Linked DNA regions of Homo sapiens: region 2 is linked to region 1. A link is a contact called in ENCODE Hi-C or POLR2A ChIA-PET data. All regions are on one chromosome and are shown on one strand. Each heading gives the region's core, a stretch centred on a gene start or an enhancer-like site at or near the end of the contact. The rest is flanking DNA. Distances are from core to core; before and after follow the strand shown.

Region 1 (5,995 bases), core at 1,725-4,224:
GGGAGGCCGAGGCAGGCAGATCACTTGAGTCCAGGAGTTCAAGACCAGCCTGGGCAACATGGTGAAACCCCATCTCTACTAAAAATACAAAACTTAGCCAGGTTTGATGGCATACGGCTGTAGTTCCAGCTACTCCAGAGGCTGAGGCAGGAGAATCACTTGAACCCAGGAGGCAGGGGTTGCAGTGAGCCGAGGTTGCAGTGAGCCGCGATCGCACCACTACAATCCAGTCTGGGCAACAGAGTGAGACCCTGCCCCCCCCCCCCACACACACACACACACACACACACACACACACCAACAATGACTAAAATACTAAGTTATCTGTCACCACCCCTACCCCATTGCCTCTTGGACCTTGTCCTTCACTGCCCTCTTTTGCTCACTCCACTCCAGCAATGCTGGCCCCTTTGTGGTTCTGTGAATGATCCTACTACATGGCCTTTGCACTTGCTGTTTTCTCTTTCTGGAACCCACTTTCTCCTTCATTCCTTCAGATTTCTGTTTCAGTCTCACCTAATGAAAGAGGCCTTTCCCCATGTAAATTAATTCTGGCTGCATTACTCCATTCCCTTAGCTGCTTTCTTGTTATTTATTTGTTTATTTATTTAGAGACATAGTCTCGCTCTGTCACCTGGGCTAGAGTGCAATGGCAAATCTCGGCTTATTGCAACCTCCGACTCCTGGGTTCAAGTGATTCTCCTGCCTCACCCTCCTGAGTAGCTGGAACTACAGGCACGCATCACTATGCCCAGTTAATTTTTGGCATTTTTAGTAGAGACAGGGTTTTGCCACTTTGGCCAGGCTGGTCTCAAACTCCTGGCCTCAAGTGATCCACCAGCCTCAGCCTCCCAAAGTGCTGGGATTACAGGCATGAGTCACCATGCCCAGCCACTGCTTTCTTTTTCTCCTTGGTACTTATCACGAAGTTACACTGTATTTCCTTATTGTTTGTGTCCCCAAGAACTAGAATGTAAGTCTTTTTGTTTTTTTTTTGTTTTTTTTTTGAGACGGAGTTTCACTGTTGTTGCCCAGGCTGGAGTGCAATGGCACGATCTTGGCTCACTGCAACCTCCGCCACCCGGGTTCAAGCGATTCTCTTGCCTCAGCCTCCCAAGTAGCTGGGACTACAGGCATGTGCCACCACGCCCCGCTAATTTTGTATTTTTAGTAGAGATGGGATTTCACCATGTTGGTCAGGCTGGTCTCGAACACCTGCCTCGGCCTCCCAAAATGCTGGGATTACAGGTGTGAGCCACCGCGCTCATCCTATTGTTGTGTTTCTAGCACCTTAAGCAGAGCCTGGCACATATTAGATAGTCAAGAAATATTATTGAATGAATTAATGAACCAGCAGTTAATGAGCACAATAATTCTATGCAGTGTGAAGGCTGTTGCTTAAATGCAGGAGGTAGTGGATGGGGTTTGTGACATGGCCCCACCCTGGTGAAACAGCCTTTCCTCAAAGCGTCTATAATGCCACACTCTCCTGGTTTTCCTCTCTCTGGCTGCCTTTTGCAATATTCATCGACAGCGTCAATTCCTTTGCTCAAATCCTGCCTCTCTGTTTCAGGGTTCTGTTCAGTCCCTGTCTCCAGTGACCCTTCATACCCTCCCCGGGCTAGACCCCTAACTCCCACAGCCTCAATTACCATCTTTGACGATCCTTAAATCTTGGTCTCCAGCCTCAATTTCTCCCTTAAGCTCCAGACCCAGGGTTTGTGCACCTCCTGGACCTCGCTACTAGGCATCCACATTGGGCTTAGTATCTTCCCAACCTGCTTCTGGCGCCCAGTCTCCCGGCTAGAGGGGCCTGGTCCTAAACTTTTCTCCCCCTTCCACTCCATAGCCAGCCAGTGTCAGGGCCCGTTCGCTCTGCCTCCAGGGCGTCCCTCCCACCTGCACCTCCTTCCCTCCCCACAGTCCCTCCCTCGTGCAAACCCCCTCTTTCTTCCCCACCCCCTCCCCCAGCTGCCTCCCTGGACTCCCGATCCCGTTTCATTCCCTCCAATCCGCCCTCCATGTATAAGCCAGAGAGACATCTCTCCAAAACCCCAGACTCACCATGATCCTCCCCGGCTTGAAGCCCTTCACGGCTCCCTAGTGCCCTCGGGACAAGTCCAAACTCCCTCAAGTGGCCAAACAACTGGCCTCTGCTCGTTCCTCACCCCTCCCTGTCTTCAACTCGACCCTCCATCCCGACTGCCTCTCTAAGTGCCTGTAACAAGCCAGATCTCTGTCACCGAGAGCCTTCTGAACACAGGTCCCTCTGATTAGTTCACCCGGACCCAATACAGTTTGTGGAACGCACAGATCACAACCAAAGTCACAGCAACAACTCCCGTTTATTGACAGCCTCCTTGATCCTTAGCGCTTTCTGTGCATTCTCTTCCCACCCTAAAGGCTAGATCTCGCCTCGCCATTCCCATCGGAGAGAGCAAGCGGCAAGGCTGAGAACAGCGCGATGAGAAAGCCGAGCGCCCAGAAGCCCGAGTGCAGACGCCCACTGAGGACAGCCTTGGGTGAGGCGGGCCACCCAAGGGGCGGGGAAGAGGAGGCCTGGAACGCCTGAATCAGGAACTGTGACTTCGCTCGGGGCAGCTGGGGTGGACGCGCGCGAGCCTGCCCCCTGCGGGCCTGGAGGCCCAACCTCAGACTCCGCCGGGCCCGTTGCCCTGGGCAACGCCCCGCGCGCCCCGCCCCTTCCCCGCCCCCCAGCCCCAAACCCCAGGCCTGGCCGACTGCCCGTCACCCCCACGTCCGACCAATCCCGCCGAGGAGGGGGCGGGCCTCTTGGGCCCCGTTCCACCACCGTCGCTCCCCCCTCGCCGCGACCCCGCCTTACTCGGCTCACACCTCCCGCCCTTCGGGCTGCCCTCGCCGCCCGTTGGCTGGCGCGCCGTTCGTCACCCGGGCGTGAGCTAATGCCGGCGCGCGGCGGCCCCCGTCGGGGCGGGGCCAGGGGCGGTGACGCACGGCGCGGTGACGCAGCGCGACGGCGGCGGCGGCGGCGGCGGCGGTGGTCGGTGCGGGAGGAGGGAGGGGAGCTTGCGGGCCCGAGAGGGGGCGACGGCGGCGGCGGTGGCCTGAGGAGGCCCGAGCGGCGGCGGTGGCGGCGAAGGCCGAGGCGGTGAGTCTCGGGCCGGGCCGGCGCGGGGCGGCGGCGAGTCGGGGCGCGCGGGGCTCCCCTCAGGGCGACCCAGGCCGCGCGGGCGGCCCCGCCCCCTCAGGGACCCCGAACCGCGGGCGGCGGCGGCGGGCGGGTGCGGAACGCGGGCCTCGGGGGGCCGGGCCCCACGGGAGAAGCCCCGCGCCCGTCCCCAGTCTCCCTCCTGGGCCCTGGCCGAAGCTTCCCTCCGAAATCTTTCTCATGCCCTCGGGATTGCCGAGGGGCCGGGCCGGGGGCCTCTCCTCAGGACCCCCCGCACATCCCCCTCGGAGAGCCCCGGAAAGCCTGCCGATCCCCCGTGTGCGCCCTGAAAGGTCCCCGCAAAACCCACCCCTCCCGTGGAGTCGCCTCCTCGAGCCCTTCATGGGTCCCAGCAGCTTTCCTCGCAGACCCCCGCCCTTTGGCCCCGAAGCCCCCGTCCTCCTCCTGTCTCCAGAAATAGTCCTCGGAGGCCACTCCTCGTCCATTCCACAGCGTGGCTCTCATAGCTGCTCCAGGAGCCTCCCTCACGAGCCCTGCACACCTCCCCAAGGCTCCCTCCGGACCCCTGTCCATTCCAGAACTCTCCCCCGGAGCCCTGCCTCTCACAGCCCAACAGGCTCACCCGACTTCCCCCTCCCGGATCCTAAGAATTTTCCCTCCCACTTACCCCATTCCAGAAACCTCCTTGGAGATTTTCCGCTCATACCCCCTGCATTTCTGATTCCCCCTCCCAGAAGTCCTTCAGAATGCCCCCGACGGACCGTGATCATCTTCCCTGAAGATCTCCTTCCCATATCCCCAAAATAAATCTTCCTCACAGACTTTGTGAAATGCCCCCAGATCCCAAAAACTCACCTAGAAGACTCCATCCCCCTCCCCACCGTATTGCAACCATCTCTCATACACACTCCCCCTTCACGTATCCCTCTGGACCTTTCCACAGATCCCAAAAGTCTCCCCCAGAGGCCTCCTGTCTCCCCCTGGTCTCACCACCCTAAAATGCCCTAGAGATCACCCTCATGTAGCCCAGTGATCTTCACCGGGATCCCCTTCCCCACCCCCACTCATTCTAAAAATCTCCAGCAATTGCCTGAAATCTCCAGAGGACTCTCAGCATCATATTCCAAAAGCTTCTTCCAAAATCCCTTTTACATACTCCACATCTTTTCCAGTCCCCCACATCACACGCTCCAAAAATTGTTTAAGGATCCTGAAAACTTTCCTCATGGTTTTTCTCTCAGATCCCGTAGAACTCCCCTTCACTAACACCTCAGAATCCCCCCTTGCAGACCGGTTTTAGAGGAATTTTCTGAAGATCCTCCTCACAACCCCTGTAAGACCGTAAGATTCTCTTGGTGACCCCTCTGATATGCAGGTTTTCAGGACCCCCCCCCCCCACACACACACACAGCTTAGAGACCCCAGCGACCCCCTGGAGCCCTCCTGACGTATGTTCTTGAAATCCCTCCAAGACCTTCCTGACACCACCAGAACCCCTTGAATCAATACTTCTGCCTTACTAAGGGACTTTTCTAGAGATATCCCTCCCTGAACTTGCTCACACAGGTCCCCTAAATCCTCTAGAATCCCTTGAAGAAGACCCTCACACACACCTAATTTTCCCCCAAAATAACCCGAGCTCTTGCTCTGAGAAAGTCCTATAATTCTTTCTGAAAAACCCTCTCCTCTGACACTCTCTCAGAAGACCCCGCCTTCCCCATATACTCTTTTGGAGACTTTACTCAGCTTTCTCCTCAACTGAGATCTCTGAAGAGTTTTTCCTAAAAACATCCCTCTGTCATCCCACTCCAGGACCAGTCTCAGAAGACCACACCTTCCTCAGACACTTTTTAGAGAATTTTCTCCCAAATTGCCCTCCATCAGCCACCCACTCCCAGCGCTTCCTGAGACTTCCTCAGAACTTTCCCTCAGATTCCACTTCTGACATCCCCAAGAAACATTATTTAGGACCCTATCAGATTTACCCACTAACTTTAGAATTGCTATTTACACCCTCTCATTTCCCCATTCTCTTTCCTCTGAAGTCAACTCAGAGACCTTTCTCAGGGGGCCCCCTTTTCCCATTATCCCTTCAGAGGTCCCCAACATTCTCCAGACTCGTTGCCCAAGAGCCTCTATGTTTCCTTGTAAAGATTCTTGAGAGACACCTTTCCCCGCCCCCTTGAAATCCCAGTGCTCCGAGATCTTTCTTTCAGACCATTTTTCTTAGGTGCCATGCTCATAGACCCCTCTTCCCTTCAGAGATCAAGAGACCCTTAACACCCTCCTTAGAGACTTAGGATTCTCCCCATTTCCCTTTCAGAAGCCTTCTTCCTTCTCCCCTTTGAGGACCTCCTCACCAAATAATCCCTTCCCCTATAGCAGTGGTTCTCAGTGTGGTTCCTGGCCCAGCAGCAGCCACATTTGTTAGAAATACACATTCTTGAATCCCACTCAGATCTACTGAAACTGAAAACCTGGGAGCAGGGCCCAGCAATCAAGAGTTTTTAACAAACCCTCCTGGTCATTTTGATGCACACGCAAGTTTGAGAACCTGTGCCCTTTAGGAGGATTTCCTTTTCCTCACTAAAAGCCCCCTGAAAGATGCCTCAGGGTATGCCTCTGTGCCCTACTGCCCACTGCTGCTTTCCTGTTTCCTAGGAATCCCCTTTATGAAGTACCCATCCTCCAGAAAGATTTCTTACCTACCTTGAAAGGATCTTGGCTTCTCCACAAGGTTACTCCATCCTCTGAGCAGTTATTTCCGATTCTACTTTTGAATGGTTTCTTTTCAGATCTTCCTCAGTGCTTTCTCTTTCTGGCTACCCCTCCAGCCCACTACCA
Region 2 (6,594 bases), core at 1-2,500, 2.0 Mb after region 1:
CTGCCCCTCCGAGCTCACCGTTGTGGGTTTCCACCATTAGCACGCGGGTGACCTCCTTGGCGTAGTAGTCGGCCTCAGGCTCGGGCTCCGGTTCTGCACTCTCCCCGGCCACCCGGTCGCGGGTGCTGTTGTACAGGGCGAGCACGGCCTCGGGCAGCGGGCCGGGCGGCACCTCCCCCTGGCTCGGGGGGCTGGCGAGCCGCAGCTTGGACAGGATCTGGCCGCGGATGGCCTCGATGCGCTTCCGCTTCACCAGCTCCATGTCGATAGTCTTGCAGGTGGATAGTCCCGCGGCCGGCCGGCCAGGCGTCAGCACCAGTAGCCACAGCAGCGGTAGCAGCAGCGGCAGCAGCCGCAGCCCGGAGGGCGGCATGGGGGAGGCGGCGCCCCCCGGCACTGCCGAGAGCGCGAACAGGGCTGGTGTGGTGGGGAGGCCCCGCCCCTGCAGGGGCTGGGGGTCTCCCGGCAAAAGGTAGGAGGGCCTCGAGGGAAAGCTGAGGTCCTCAGGGAGAAGGGCGCAGTGGTGGAGGGGAGGCTTGGACCGGGGGTGTCTCAGTATCCCACGGAAATAACCTAGATGGGCGCGATCTGGTACCAGAAGGTGGGTGGTCTTGAATAGGGGATCTGTGGCAGGTCGGAGAGAGATCCGTCTCCTGGAGGAGAAAGGGTCTAGGATGCGCGGGGGCTCAGGAGACAGGCCGGGGATGAAGGCGGCGTGCAGGGGGTGCGCCCGAGGTCTGGGGAAAAGTCTTTGCGGGAGGCCGGGTCGGCGACTCCCGAGGGCTGGTCCGGAATGGGGGCGCCTGAGGGACGCCGTGTAGGGGGCAGGGAGGGAGCAAGCGTCCCCGGCGGCAAAGGGAGGCGGTCTGGGGTCCCCAAGTCCTGCCTCCTCGCGGGGCAGCGTCGCGCCAAGAGGTCCCCGCGCCTCCGGCTCCCAGCGGCAACGGAAAAGTCTCAAAAGTTTTTTTCCTCTTCTCCCGACCAGCTCGTCCCTCCTCCCGCTCCTCCTCCCCCTCCTCCCCGCAGTGGCGGGGGCGGCGGCGGCTCGTCTCAGACTCTGGGGCCTCAGGCTGCTCCTCGGCGACTCCTTCCTCCGCTCCGGGCCGAGGCCGGCCCCGCGGGCGGCTCAGAGCCGGGGGGGTGCCCCGGACGGGGCGTCCCCCCTGCCCCCGGCCGGGGCCCTCGCTGTCTGGCTGCTCCGCGGAGGGAGGTGGGAGGGAGATGGCCCAGGGCGCGAAGGGCGGCGGCGGCGGGGACCGGCTGGGTCGGCAGGGGGTTTTGAAGCCGCCCCCGGCCCCACCCAGGAAGCGCACGGGGCGGGAGCGGGGGCGGCCCCCAGGGGGAGGGCATGGGGGGGCTGGGCCACCGTCCTCATCTCGCGTGGGCGGGCTCCGAGGGGGGTCCCTTCAGCCCTGGGGGAAAGGGGGCGGGCACCCCGGCTCCGCCCCGCAAACAGGGTGCTGCCTCCTGGCGGCCAAGCGCCACCAAAGCGGGTGATCCAGATGCGCTGTGGCTTTGCGGGCGGTGTGGGTCACCAGAGAAAGAGGACCAGGCGGAGAAGGCTTAATCCGGGGGATGAGACACAGGGGAGCCGACCAGAGGAGGGGGACCCAGAACGGAAGGAGAGTCAGGCTGGGAAACAAGGTAGGAGAAGAGGGTCTGTCAACATGGGGGCCTCCGGAGGGTGTCAGTGGGAGGAGGGGGCAACAGGACACCTGAAGGATGGAAGGGTCAGGAGGCAGACACCTGTAAGAATTGCTCTCCTTTACTGAGCACCTCCCATGTGGCTAAGCAGCCTCCTGTCACTCAACACCCTGCGACCCCATACATTTACTGTCCCCAATTTACAGATAGGGAAACTGGGCCCAGAGGGACCCCGAGGTCCTAGAAAGGACAGAAGCGGTGCCATGCCTTAGCTGGGGTCAGCTCTGACAGTCTCTAGAGTCTGTGCTCTTGACCACTGTGCCATCCTCCCCCATCACTGGGTGTCCGGGGTGTGGATGGTGGTGACGTTGGAGGCAGAGTCCCTCAGCACTCCACGCCGTAGCGGTCGAAGTTGCGGAGCAGCAGGCCGATCTCCAGGTGCACGGTGCCACCAGCAGCTGTGTGCAGGCGATAGCGGTCGGCCCCACTGTAGATGGTGTCCCCATGCAGCAGCTGCGGCCCACCACCCACGAAAGCCCGTGCCAACTGTTCTCGCCAACTGCCCAGGGGCCGCCACGTGGGGCAGGCCAGCTGGTGGGTGCCCGGGCTACTGGGCACATGGCAAAATCCATAGCCTGCAAGCTGGCAGCGGCCAAAGCTGTCCTGGGACCACACCTGGAAATGGAGCCGGGGCCAGCCTGCAGGAAAGGAGAGAGAGGGGAAAGGAGGGATGGGTGGGGACCAGACTCCTGCTGATTCCCCACTCCCTGATACTCACTGGAGACCCCAGGCCCAGTCTTTTCCTCTCTGGGTTTCTGTCCCAGAGTTTCCAACCCAGCCTCCTTTCTAGGCTCCCACCGTCTTATCTATCCCCACACAGCAGCCAAAGTGATCTTTCCAAATCCATGTTACTCCCCTGCTAAGGATCCTTCCATAGCTCCCCAGTGCCCTCAGTATAAAGTCCAACCTCTTCAACATTCAAGGCCCTTCTAATCAGACCTCTGCTGAATTTCCTCTCTGTGTTATCCTCCTCCATGACCCCATGTCAGGGCAGCCCATTGCTCCTCCAGTCCCCAGGTAACCATCATGGGCCTTGTCAGGGACACCTCCTGCCTTCCCTCATGTCCCTGCCCTGCTCTCTTTGGGCCCAGGGCCTTCTTTCTTGCCCCTCTCTAATCCACCTTCCACCTGGCATCTGGAAGCATCTTTCTCTCCTTCCATAGCTTTGCCCATGTCCTCAGAACACAGTTCAGCTCCTCAGTCTGGTAGTCAAAGCCCTTGGAGATCCAGCCCCATCTCATCTCATGCTGATCCCTTCTCCTGTGCTAGACTCTGTTCTAGCTAGCTGGGGACACGGCAGACATGAACATGGATGGCAGACAAAAATTCCTGCCCCCGTGAAGCTGATATCCTAGACAACGAATGTAGTAAATAAGCAAATTATAGGGTAGATCAGATGGTGGTAATTGCTGTGAGGGAAAACAGAGCTGGGTAGGGTGAGGGTGGGGATACCGCTTTAGCAAGAAGGGGATCAAGGAAGCTTCATTAAGAAGGTGACATTTGAGCAAATGCTAAAAGGAAGGAAGGGAGTAGGCCATGTGGCCATCTAGAGGAAGAGTGCTCCTAGCCAGAGGGAACAGCAAGTGCCAAGGCCCTGGGGGGGGACTGTCTGGTGGGGACAGTATGGCTGGAGCCCAGACGGAGTGTGCCTGGTGGGGACAGCATGGCTAGAGCAGAATGAGGTGGGGAGACGGGAAGGAGGTGCCAGCCTGGTTGTGGAGAGCCTTGTGATGCATGCTAAGACTATGGCTTTCACCCTGAGTGAGATGGGGACCATTGGAGGGTTCTGAGCAGAGCAGAGATGGGACCTGACTTAGGTGTTCACAGGGTCCCAGCTGCATGTGGGGTGCAGACCAGGGGGGTTGGGGAAGGGGACTCCAGAGACAAGATTCTTGTCATAGTCCATGTGAGAGAAGAACTTGGACAGATCAAGGTGCTGGGCGAGAAAAGGGTAAGAAGTGGGATTTAGGATGTATTTCAAAAGTAGAGGCAGTTTAAGATTTCCTGATGGACAAAATGGGGGCTTGAGAAAAGAGAAAGCAAGGCTGGTGCCACCACTGGGGGACTGGAGGCCCCAAGAGCTGAAAGGTTAGAGCTGCCCACCTCACCCACACAGCACCGGAAAGATTTTTTTTTTCCCCAGCTCCAGCTTAAAAGACAGAAAGATTATTTAAAAGTGAAATCTCAGCCAGGCGCGGTGGCTCATGCCTGTAATCCCAGCACTTTGGGAGGCCGAGGCAGGTGGATCACCTGAGGTCAGGAGTTCGAGACCAGCCTGACCACCTTGGTGAAACGCCATCTCTATTAAAAAAAAAAAAGGCAAAAATTAGCCAGATGTGGTGGCACGTGGCTGTAGTCCCAGCTACTCGTGAGGCTGAGGCAGGAGAATTGCTTGAACCTGGGAGGCAGAGGTTGCAGTGAGCTGAGATCTTGCCACTACACTCCAGCCTGGGCAACAGAGTGAAACTCTGTCTCCAAAAAAAAAAAGGTGAAATCTCACTTGTCCATTACCTGCTCTGGCTCCCAAGTGCCTTCAGGAGATGGCCTCAGCTCCTCAGCCTGGCACTCAAGGCCCTGCATGGCCTGTCCCCTTCTGCCTTTCCCCTCTGCCGTCCCGCTCTCCCTCAATCCACTAGATGCCCTTGGCTCACTTTCCCCTTTGAGTCTTCCACGTAGCTCCCTCTGCCTAGAACCTTCTTCTATCCCTCTGCCTTATTAGCTCCGCTGGCCCTTCACAGCAAAGTTCAGAAGCCCCCTCCTCCAGGAAGCCCTCTCTGACCTCCCTGACAGAGTCAGCCACTTCCTCTGGGCTCCCACAGCCTCTCCAAATCACCTATCTTAGTCCTGCCCACTCTGAGGTGCCACTGTCTGGAGAGAGGTGTGTCCCCCCATAGGACGGTGAACCCTGTGAGGACAAGGCTAAGGGACACTGCCTTGATCCTCAATGTCTCCCTGGCATCACCCAACACAGGCTGGACACAGGGCAGGTACCAGGTAGACGTTCTTTATATTGGTGAAATATATGGCACATTTACCTAGGCAATTTCTCAGAATCAACTCATCTCCAGGAACCCACATTTTCTACTAGAAAGGCTTTCTGATGCCGCTCCTCCCCCAGTACTGATTTCCCCTTTGAGCAGCAGCTCTACTTTCAAGCCGAGGAGCCCTTCCTGGAGAAACAGCCCTTGCCTCTCTCAGACCCTGCCTCCCGGCTTCCTCTTTATTGGAGACTCTCGTTTTGTCTCTTTACTTGAATGCCACCTCCCCTCCCACCCTGACCCCCCACCTTCCCACCTCCTGCTCCACCCTGGCCTCTGCCCTAATCATACAAACTTGGGATCGCCTATTGAGCAGGCCTGGGAAGGCCTTAGCTCAGCCTCTCCAGGGCCAGACTTGGCTGCAAAAGGGACCTACGTGGTATGGGGAGCAGGGACAGGTCTTGGTGTTCCCAGCCCCAGGGACCTCAGAGGCTACTGGCCCCCTCCCCTCAGCCTGGACCCGGGTCCAGGTGTGATACCCACCTTGAAGACCTTTGGTGGCGAAGTGCAGGTCGATGGGGTGGGACCAGTAAGCCATGTCCCCTATCTGCGGGGTGTCCACTTGCGTTTGGCCCTCCCGCACGCCTGACAGGAGCTTCCATGCCGCCCCTGCAGTGAGAGCCGGGACATAGAGGGGTGGGAGGCAGCCATCGGGAAGGGGATGCCGCTGTGGCTATAGGACTGTTTCTCTGTGGCATCTACTGGTAGGGGTTACGAAGCATGGACTCTGGAACCAAGTATCTGGGTTCAAATCCTGGCACTACCTCTTCCTGCCTCTGCAACCTTGGGCAAGTTAGCTTTCTCTGCCTTGGTCTCCCCATCTATAAAATGAGCTGAGTAATAATGCATTCCTCATTGTCTTCATTTGTTTTCTGTTACTCTTAACATAATATCCAAAACTGGATAATTTATAAAGAAAAGGAATTTCTATCTCACAGTTATAGGAGACTGACCAAGGTGGAGGAGCCCCATCTAGTAAGAGCCTTCTTGCTGGAACTCTTCAGAGAGTCCCAAGGCTAGTGTGCTAACATGCCACTCACGTCTCTCTCTCTCATTTTATAAAGCCACCACTTCCTCTCCCATGATAACCCACTAATCCATTAACCCATTAATCCATGAATGGGTAATGAGCATAGTGAGCACGGGATAAGTCTTCAATATCATTTTATTACGATTCTCACCCCATATTTTCAAGCCTAGTCCAAGGATTAAGATGGGGCCAAGGGTACCCTCCAGGAGCGCATCCTGAAACACACATAACAATTTCGATCCTACTGAGGGGTGATAATGATAGCTAAAATGCACTGAGTGGTAGGATACAGTGGCTCACACCTGTAATCTCAGCACTTTGGGAGGCCAAGGCAGGTAGATCCCTTGAGTCCAGGAGTTCAAGACCAGCCTGACCAACATGGCAAAACCCCATCTCTACAAATAATATAAAAATTAAGGCTGAGCGCAGTGGCTCACACCTCTAATCCCAGCACTTTAGGAGGCTTAGGGGGGGGTGGATCATCTAAGGTCAGGAGTTCAAGACCAGCCTGGCCAACATGGCAAAACCTCGTCTCTACTAAAAATACAAAAATTAGTCTGGAGTGGTGGCAGGTGCCTGTAATCCCAGGTACTCGGGAGGCTGAGGCACGAGAATCGCTGGAAAAGCTGCAGTGAGCCGAGATTGCACCACTGCACTCCAGCTGGTGTGACACAGTGAGACTCCATCTCAAAAAATGAACAAACAAGCCAGGCGCAGTGACTCACGCCTGTAATCTCAGCACTTTGGGAGGCTGAGGCGGGCTGATCACCTGAGGTCAGGAGTTTGAGACCAGCCCGGCCAACATGGCGAAATCCCATCTCT

What was found. Hi-C counts contacts between places; a loop is a spot of excess contacts on that map. ChIA-PET counts read pairs that join two places held with the same protein, here RNA polymerase II (POLR2A). Pooled maps may share reads with other maps.
Region 2: a map with no recorded cell type shows a loop between it and region 1 (12-fold over the local background). The contact joins the promoter of TGFB1 here to the promoter of SAMD4B in region 1. A Hi-C loop is called at or near these places in 1 of 168 maps with a recorded cell type or tissue (naive thymus-derived CD4-positive, alpha-beta T cell), 1 of 37 single-sample maps with no recorded cell type and 7 of 50 pooled maps. POLR2A ChIA-PET finds 5 or more read pairs at or near these places in 1 of 52 experiments (T-cell).

What each region holds. Positions count from the first base shown.
Region 1 is chr19:39,339,447-39,345,441 of GRCh38, forward strand. It overlaps SAMD4B (sterile alpha motif domain containing 4B), which reads left to right and starts at 2,975. Exons shown (of 14, transcript NM_001384574.2): 1 at 2,975-3,130. RefSeq lists a silencer at 2,664-3,093.
Region 2 is chr19:41,352,672-41,359,265 of GRCh38, forward strand. TGFB1 (transforming growth factor beta 1) reads right to left here and starts at 1,251. Exons shown (of 7, transcript NM_000660.7): 1 at 19-1,251. The coding sequence starts at 373. It overlaps B9D2 (B9 domain containing 2), which reads right to left. Exons shown (of 4, transcript NM_030578.4): 3 at 5,226-5,351; 4 at 1,746-2,342. The coding sequence ends at 2,029. RefSeq lists silencers at 1-263, 424-503, 804-873, 1,024-1,553 and enhancers at 1,554-1,703, 1,627-2,128.